2 separate regions of the Homo sapiens genome follow, and region 1 is linked to region 2. The links are chromatin contacts, found by Hi-C or POLR2A ChIA-PET in ENCODE. All regions are on one chromosome and are shown on one strand. Each heading gives the region's core, a stretch centred on a gene start or an enhancer-like site at or near the end of the contact. The rest is flanking DNA. Distances are from core to core; before and after follow the strand shown.

Region 1 (4,428 bases), core at 1,024-3,523, 63 kb before region 2:
GGTGCATGAGCGTCCATTTTGATGCAGGAAGAAAATCTTAGGACTTACGTAATTTATATGTCATCTTTTAAAATGACACTTTTATATATATCTTATGATACACCTGGCATGAGCAGTAGCATGGATGCAACTTTATGTGAAAATGTACATTTATGGGAAGTGTTCTCAAGAGTGCTTTATGAAGAAGTGCACCATCAGAGAAGCTGGGGATCCAGACCTCCTCCCATCCAGACAGCCTTTATTATGGAAAGGAATATCATGAAAGCTGGAGGCTTTCTAGCCACAGATTCACCTCCTCTGAAGGGCACACAAGGTGTTGGTCACTGGTGTCACCAAGAGCCAGCCACCCATTGAGTTCCATCTCCAGGCATTTAGAGGGTGGCATAAGGCTTTGGGCAAAACTGGACACCTATCTTTGTCACACAGAGTTAGACTCTTTAAACGCTAGCAACCATCCAGGGTTTTTCAAATTATTCTCTACCCAAGTGCGGAACATACTATTCCCTAACAGACAATTTCAGTCACACTTTACAGAGAGCACAGGACATGGTTAAATTGTAAAATCCCCTCTCCCAAACGGGCCTTCAGAAGAAATGGCTCTTCCAATCCTGCCCACTCCAGCAATGGCAGAAGAGAGCACTTGTTTTCAGACACTCATGTTACACCATGTTGAGCAACTTAGCATGACTTTATATTCTTAAGACCACTCTCTGGAAGCTGTTCAGAGGCATGATCCTTGCTCAGTCCCCTTGCCATTGACGTCAGGCTGAGCTGCAGGGAGATGTGCCCACTGAAGATCAGAACTTGTTTGTGGCCATTGCAGTCTCGAGATTTAAAACAGGAGTCCTCTCCATCCCCCATGCCCAAGCCGCTTAATTATCAGATCTCCTTTGTCATTTAACTTGGGGAGAATGTCTACTTGTTGTCGTATAAAGAAGCCATATTTTAGAAATCAGTTTCTTAGATTACTCATGTGTGGCAAGAATCTGCTTTGTCAAATAAAAGCTTTTCTCCCAGGGGACTGAACTCAAATGAAAACTGCAGGCCTGGTTAGGCCTGCTCTTGGCAGGCAAAGAGGTTAATGTGACGTTAGTGGTATAAAAGTCACTTTCCTGGTGGTGTACAGAATGGTTATTGAGTCACACACACTAACTGTGCTGTTTAAAGCACACCGCTACCCCCAACGTGGTTCCAGGGACATATAGCATTTTTGGGGCAGCTGAAGTGGAAGTATTTTAGCCAGATAAAGAAAGCGAAGTTAGAATTATAGAATCAGTGACCCAAAAGTGATCTTAAAAAGATCATTCCCTTTGCTTTTTTGCCTCATACCTGTTTGGAGGAAGTGAGGTGTAATGGTTAAGGATGCAAGCCCAGGGCCAGGCTGCCTGTTCTGGGTTCCCCATCTGCTACTCATGAGCTGTGTGGCTTTGGGCAACCAGTATATCCTCTCTCTCCTGCTTTTTTCTCATCTGCGATGCAGGCACAATGAGTACGATTATGCTTATGTCACACATAGTATGGGCTGTGGAGATTAAAGGCAATAATGTCTGTGAAGATCTTACTATGTGTAAGGCACGTAGTAACATGTTAGCTATTTGTTTAGCTGTTATTATTAACTTTAAGCAGGAATAATTATGAATCCTCCCAGATTTGTAACCTGTCTCTAAATTGCTCCATAAGCATCATTTTGAGGTAAAGGCATAATGAAAAAAATACACATTTTAATCCTGCAAATGTTTCTTTTCCATCCAGTGGAGGAGCATAAATCACCAGCGATTATTTGCCTTGGGCTGAATGGAAATTCCTAAGTTAAGAGTGCTCCTCTTGTCATGCTGGCTGTTGTAAATATTTTGTGTGCATCCTTAAGTTTAGTGGGGCTGGCAGAGTCCACCTTCCCTCTGCATAGTGTGGGGACGAAGGGGGCAGCTTCAGCATGTGGCTGCTCTGTGTCGGGAGGGGAGGTGGGGTTGGATGATAAAATTGGACTGGGTTATGAAAGATGTTATGGATTATTCTCCACATACCATTATGGATTGGGAAGTGTAGCCCAGAGGTAGGGATGAATGTGTTGCCTTTGTAGGGGCCCTCTGGTCTAGGGATTCTGTTATTTTAAAAGGGCAAGTTGTCTTTGTTGGCTTCCATCCCCTCTGGCTCTACAAAATATGTATTTGGCGTCAGTGAGTACGAATGTCCAAATAAGGATATTAAGCAGTTGTTGTTTGTCAGTATCATGGACTTCGTCCTCCCCCCTTCCTCCCAGCGCGATATGCCAAGTATCTACACTGAATTGTGAAAACTATGTTAATCTCTCAGTTGTACTCAGATTTGACAGGTCGCATTTCAATAAACAGTTAAACAGTTCAGCTCTTGGTAAACTGATGCAGAGTTTCGATCTATCAAAGATTTTCATTCAAACCGTTACCACAATTCTGCATTTTTCACCAGTATATCATTTCATTTATGGATGGTTCACACCCCTTATTAGACCTGAGAATTTAAGGTGTGAGGCCTAGAGTTCTTCCAGTTCAGCAACATGCTTTGGGAGAGATTATAAAGTATTCTCTTGTTTCATTGACCTCAGAGATCAGGGAATATTGTAGTTTATTTAAATGTCCACTGCACATAGGCTGTGTGGGATTTTCCAAAGCAGTTCATAAAGCTACGCCTCTATTTTCTGCTAATAGGCGTCTGAGTTTTATATTATCATGACTTTCAGTTGGAAATAGTAATAGAAAATAAGCCTCTTTCAAGGTTAGATGTTAGGCAGTCTTCATATACTGCAATTTGGTGAAAGAGATCCTGTGTAAGCCAGTCTTTTAGTAATTTTTTAGAACACCCTCATTACAGCCTCTCTGAGCTTTTTTCTTTCCACAGTGAAACATTTCCACCTCTTTTTAAAATGTCTTCAATAAATATATAGAAGCTAATACTCACTTGCAATATCCCTTGGTCACTATTAAGATTCCCTTTCCAGATAGTTCTGTTATAGATTTTCTTAGATCTAGTGACCAGAAAGCATGTAGAGTTTGCCTTCATAATTTGAAAATGGGGGGATCTTGTACCACTTATATATTTTCCCTTCCATACCTTCAACTCTTCTCTTCTAGATCAGTTCTGTCAGCTTCTAAATCAGATTCAGGTATCTTGCATCTTGGAACAAGCAAGCAAACAAACAAACAATGAACAAAAACAAACTAAAAAAAAAGAAATCCTGTTGACCACACCTGATCCTTTGAGTGCAGCCTAAACAGTTTTCTTTTATTCATATTTCTTAAAGGAGAAGTCATCCATATTTAATATGTCTACCTATCCCTTGAAACTGCTTTCATTGAGGTCACTGCTGAACCTCTCTGTCAGCCTGGATTCTTAGTCTTGTCTTGTTGGAACAGTTTTAACTGGCTTAAACAATCATGGAGAATTCTTGTCTCATGTAACTGAAAAATCCTAAAGTGGGTGCTGGCCTTAGGTGAGGTTTGATCCAGTGCCTGAAATGATTCACCAAGGACCTGGATTCTCCCCACATCCATGTTTTGGCTTCATCCTTCAGCTCCTCCGTGCTACTCACTCACCTTCCAAGCCCCCACCTCTAGACTTTCCTCTCTTATAGCACTAGGCCTGCAAGCAGCTCCAGACATCACATTCTCACATCAAATCTTCCAGGGAAGAGACAGCATGTCTTTTTCTCAGAATCCCCAGAACATATCTCCTTGTATCCCATTGTCTCTGCTTCAGGTCCTGCCTATCCCTGAACCAATTCGTAACTCTGGCCAGGAGCTTTGGAATATGAGGATTGACTGAAGCCAGTCATGGCTTAGCCTTGGAGCTGTAAATCCAGATCACATGACTACAAGTGGGGAAATAGTTGAATTGGGGTGCTGTACATAAGGAGAGAGAGAGAGGGTTTTGAGCAGCAATAATAGTGGCTTGCTGTCTTGAAATAGTCATAACTGATTCCTTTTTTTTTTTTTTTTTTGACAGAGTCTCGTTCTGTCACCCAGGGACTGGAGTGCAGTGGGGTGATCTCAGCTCACTGCATTCTGCACCTCCTGGGTTCAAGTAATTCTCCTGCCTCAGCCTCCCAAGTAGCTGGGATTACAGGTGTGAACCACCACGCCCAGCTAATTTTTGTAGTTAATAGAGACGGGGTTTCATCATGTTGGCCAGGTTGGTCTGAAACTCTTGACCTGAGGTGATTTGCCCACCTCGGCCTCCCAACTGACTCCTTCTTTTTTTTTGAGATGGAGCTTTGCTTTGTCACCCAGGCAAGAGTGCAGTGGTATGATCTTGGCACGCTGCAACCTCCGCCTTCCGGGTTCAAGCAATTCTTCTGCCTCAGCCTCCCGAGTAGCTGGGATTACAGGTGCCTGCCACCACGCCCGGCTAATTTTTTGTATTTTACTAGAGACACGGTTTGAGTTGCCCAGGCTG
Region 2 (3,919 bases), core at 314-2,813:
GAGATGTTAGGTCCCTCTGACAGAGGGCACTGATGTGACTTGGAGACTGCTCTCAGAGTCGGGCTGTAAAAGTCGGTGTTCATGCCTCTTAGGCATTATGGGCTTTTTGAATGTTATTAGATTCATTTTAGCCTCATTCTTAAGAACTGTGTGTTGCGATATCCTGTGGGCTTTGGTCATTTTTGGTTTTAGATCATGTTGTTCCAATCAATTGGTTGTACTATATGTATCACAGCAGTTGTGTGCAAAAGGTACTAGCCTTGGCAACCTAAAGATATGTTTGCTTATAGAAAATAACACACACAATTGAACCACCTTTGGGTGTAGTTTTTCATTTACCAGCGTGTTCTCCAGAGGTACCCTGTATTGATGTATTTTCCCAGTAGTGGGACGTTGTAGTATTGGCTTAAAAACCTTACCTAACAAGGAGTAAGTAGGCTGATCCTGGATCAGTTTATTTTCTCTGCCATCCCAAAGACTTGCCCACTGACCTCATCCATAGTGTGGTGTTTGGTCTATGAGCAGTTGATTCACCAGTTTTCAGAGCCCAAGTCTAAAATCACAGATCCTGTGGGGGATCTGGGAGCATCTGCCTTACCTTTATGAAGGTTATGGTCAGTTAAGCCTTGCTTTCAATGGGCTCACTTCGCTATGGGAAGAAAATTCTGCAGTTGTTAAAAACAAAAGGACACTGCCTTTTCCAAGGGAGCTGACAGCTATTGGTTTTTCCGGAGAGGATTACTGGTGAAGACAGTTATGAAGAACAAGTAACTCTTGTAAATAAACAGCATGTTCTTGCTTAAATATTTCCCAGAACAGTTCTAAAGAAATATAATACAGGTAAGTTTTGTTATGTTCTCATTGTGAGTTATGTTTACGAGAAGCAAAAAATAGGATTAGAATCATGGAGGAGGAAAAAAAGCCTTTTCATACCAGTGGCTTATGTTTTATTGAATTCTAACCATTTATAAAATTATCTGGTTTCTTGCCCCTACTCATGGTTGATTTTGTTTCTCTTTTTCCATCTAGAGACCTTTGAGTTATTTTTATTCATAAGTGAAAAATGTATTACAGCTTTATTTCCTTTTATTAATAGTTCCTTCTTGCCCTTAACCACATCTCTGACTTTTTGGCATGTAGAGTCCAATGAGCTCATGCTTAATCATGTATAAACAACCATCTAATTATATGGTTTTGAATTTTCATTTGACCGACTAAACAAAAATGACACAGAAACGAGAAACCTGACAACTTTCCTGTCTTCAGATACCTGGCCTTTTTTTCCCTCGCCCTCTCTTCATGCATTTAGTAAAATGCATGTTATAACCTATCAAAAAATATCACTTTGTATTTGCCAAGTTTCTGAGGTAAAATTGTTCTTTTCAAGGCTACGTGTCAAAAAACAAGTCGGTTGAGCTGAATTATCCGCCTTCTTTTCAGATCTCTTTCGGACTCTATTCTTTCCTCCTTTGGACGGAGGTGTTAGTAGCATTCCTTGCGCTGTGGTGTCAGATGACAGGACAGCATTTATGGAGCAAGGTTTCTCGATCTTTGTTCCCTTGCCTTCTCCCCTGAGGTCCAATAACAGCTCTCCCACTTGCCCTGTCGTCCCACCCTCCCCCAAACCATGCTGACACATTTTTGAAAGAAGATAATGGGAAAATCTTTCCATACTAAGGTGCTCACTATGTTTAAACAGGAAGGGAGACGTCGTCTATTCTCTTTTCTTTCTCACTGGCTTGATCCTAGAATTCTGAAGATGGTGGAAAATCTCTTTCAAACATTTAGATGGTTTCGCCATAGATAGTTCAGTGTGCTTGATAGAAAAAGACAAAAGATGCTACAGAAAGACAAATACTGGCTGATCTCACTTAGGTGTGGAATCCAAAATGCTGGAACTCATAGCAGCAGAGGGTAGAATAGTGGTTGTCAGGGGTTGGGAGGTGGGGAAAATGGGAGATATTGGTCAAAGAGTACGAAGTTTCAGTGTATGCAAGACGAATAAGTTCTGGAGATTGCTCATGCACAATGTGGTGACCATAGTTGACAATACTGTATTGTTTACCTGAAATTTATTAAGAGAGTAGTTTTTTTTTGTTTTTATTTTTTTTTTTGAGACAGTCTTGCTCTGTCGCCCAGGCTGGAGTGCAGTGGTGCAATCTCGGCTCACTGCAACCCCCACCTCCTGGGTTCAAGCAATTCTCCTGCCTCAGCCTCCTGAGTAGCTGGGATTACAGGCACCCACCACCATGCCCGGCTAATTTTTGTATTTTTAGTAGAGACAGGGTTTCATCATGTTGGACAGGCTGGTCTCGAACTCCTGACCTCGGGTGATCTGCCCGCCTCAGCCTCCCAAAGTGCTGGGATTACAGGTGTGAGCCACTGTGCCCGGCCAAGAGAGTAGATCTTAACTTCTCACTACACACACACACACACAAATACACACGTGCGCACATGCAAAGGTAACCATGTAAGGTTATGGGTATGTTAACTATGGATTGTGGTAATTGTTTCACAGTGTGTACGTATGTCAAATCATCACATTATACATCTTACATTTACACAGTTTCTGCTTGTCATTTATGCTCCAGTAAAAGCTGAAAAAAGACACATATCTTTATTCTTTTTTTCTGGATATTTTGCAAGGTGAGTATGTCAGAGAGTAGGTTTGGCTAACTAGTACCCAACAGCTATAAGAGAGAAGAAAGGGAAGCGGATACCTGTGAAATTTGGCCAAAGTGATTTATTTCCTCACTGATCTTTCAGCCTTAAAACATAATTTGATTTCTCAAAATTTCTCTGAAACATGCATATCCTTAAGTGTGAAAATTTCATACACTTAGATGGGTTAGGTTTGGAAGGAAATTGTATTGATTCCATTTTGAGAATTTGGAGTTAGTATGAGCTTGTTGAGATTAATGTCTAACAGTCTTCCTTATTGGAAATACTTTGGAGATCTCTTCATAATTTTTCTGCCCATTGTAAGGTGCTAATATTACCCGATGACTTTTGGGGATTTATTATAATATTTTATTTCAAACTGGATTTGTTTCAAGGTTTGTATTCCACTCATTGTATAAGAAGATCAAAGTGAGATTTCTGCCTGTAGTTTTGTTATTTTTGTTTTGCTACAGAATGTTTAGAACACAGGAGACCACATCCTGGCAGAGTTTATAATTTGATTCACCTGGAACAGTTGAATGAGGAGGCACTCTAACCCCCAAGCTAAGGCCTCTACTTAATTGACTCTTTGATAATTAGGAAAGGATTTTGTTTCTCTCCTTCTCATTAACATTGAAAACCATAGAATCTTATGTTGTTTATTATGTGTTATTTACTCTCTTCTAAGACTTTGTATATTATTCAGGGAATAAGCTATCAACTTGATTAACATTTAACTTTTTCTTCATGTTTATTCTCAGCTTTAGCATTCAAATTCAGATAAATACTGCTACTTTTAAAATAGTATTATTTTAGGGAGAACATAAGCACAACTCTTAATTTAGATTTTTTCATACTGGCATCAATATGTATTATGGTTGCTTTTTCATTTTGATGGGAAAGAATTTGGGTTGTAAGTGAGCACCTACTCTGTTCTTCCTCATTTTTTGACCTAATTTCAGATATGATTAGTTGGGAGTTATTGCTGGTACCGTGTCTGGATTCGCATCTACAAGGTGCAGAGATGAAAGTCACATTTACTTCGATACTAACTCATGTTCCAATCATGTTTACAGAAATGCTTACATTACTCTAGTTCTCTTATAAGTTAAAAAATAGCATTAAATAAAAGAAACAGAAGGGAATTACATTATGTAGGCCTCAGCCAGATTGCCTGTGTGTTGAGATTTGTGATGTTAAAATTGTATTTTTATATTTTGGTATTTTAGTTAAAGTTATGTGATTTTATACAATGACA

Evidence for each region. A loop is a pair of places that touch in the nucleus more often than their neighbours do. ChIA-PET counts read pairs that join two places held with the same protein, here RNA polymerase II (POLR2A). Pooled maps may share reads with other maps.
Region 1: a loop to region 2 is called in a map of ascending aorta, with 2.1 times the contacts of the local background. The contact joins two enhancer-like sites. A Hi-C loop is called at or near these places in 2 of 168 maps with a recorded cell type or tissue (ascending aorta and chondrocyte) and 1 of 50 pooled maps. POLR2A ChIA-PET finds 5 or more read pairs at or near these places in 1 of 52 experiments (endothelial cell of umbilical vein).

Annotation. Positions count from the first base shown.
Region 1 is chr9:4,204,721-4,209,148 of GRCh38, reverse strand. The region is part of intron 2 of GLIS3 (GLIS family zinc finger 3); the gene reads left to right. Among named protein-coding and RNA genes, the nearest start is that of GLIS3-AS2, 92 kb to the left of the region's middle. Within about 2 kb of position 2,273, at least 4 of the 41 ENCODE cell types and tissues checked have a DNase peak (open chromatin) inside an H3K27ac peak, as active enhancers do.
Region 2 is chr9:4,141,760-4,145,678 of GRCh38, reverse strand. The region is part of intron 2 of GLIS3 (GLIS family zinc finger 3); the gene reads left to right. Among named protein-coding and RNA genes, the nearest start is that of GLIS3-AS2, 160 kb to the left of the region's middle. Within about 2 kb of position 1,563, at least 3 of the 41 ENCODE cell types and tissues checked have a DNase peak (open chromatin) inside an H3K27ac peak, as active enhancers do.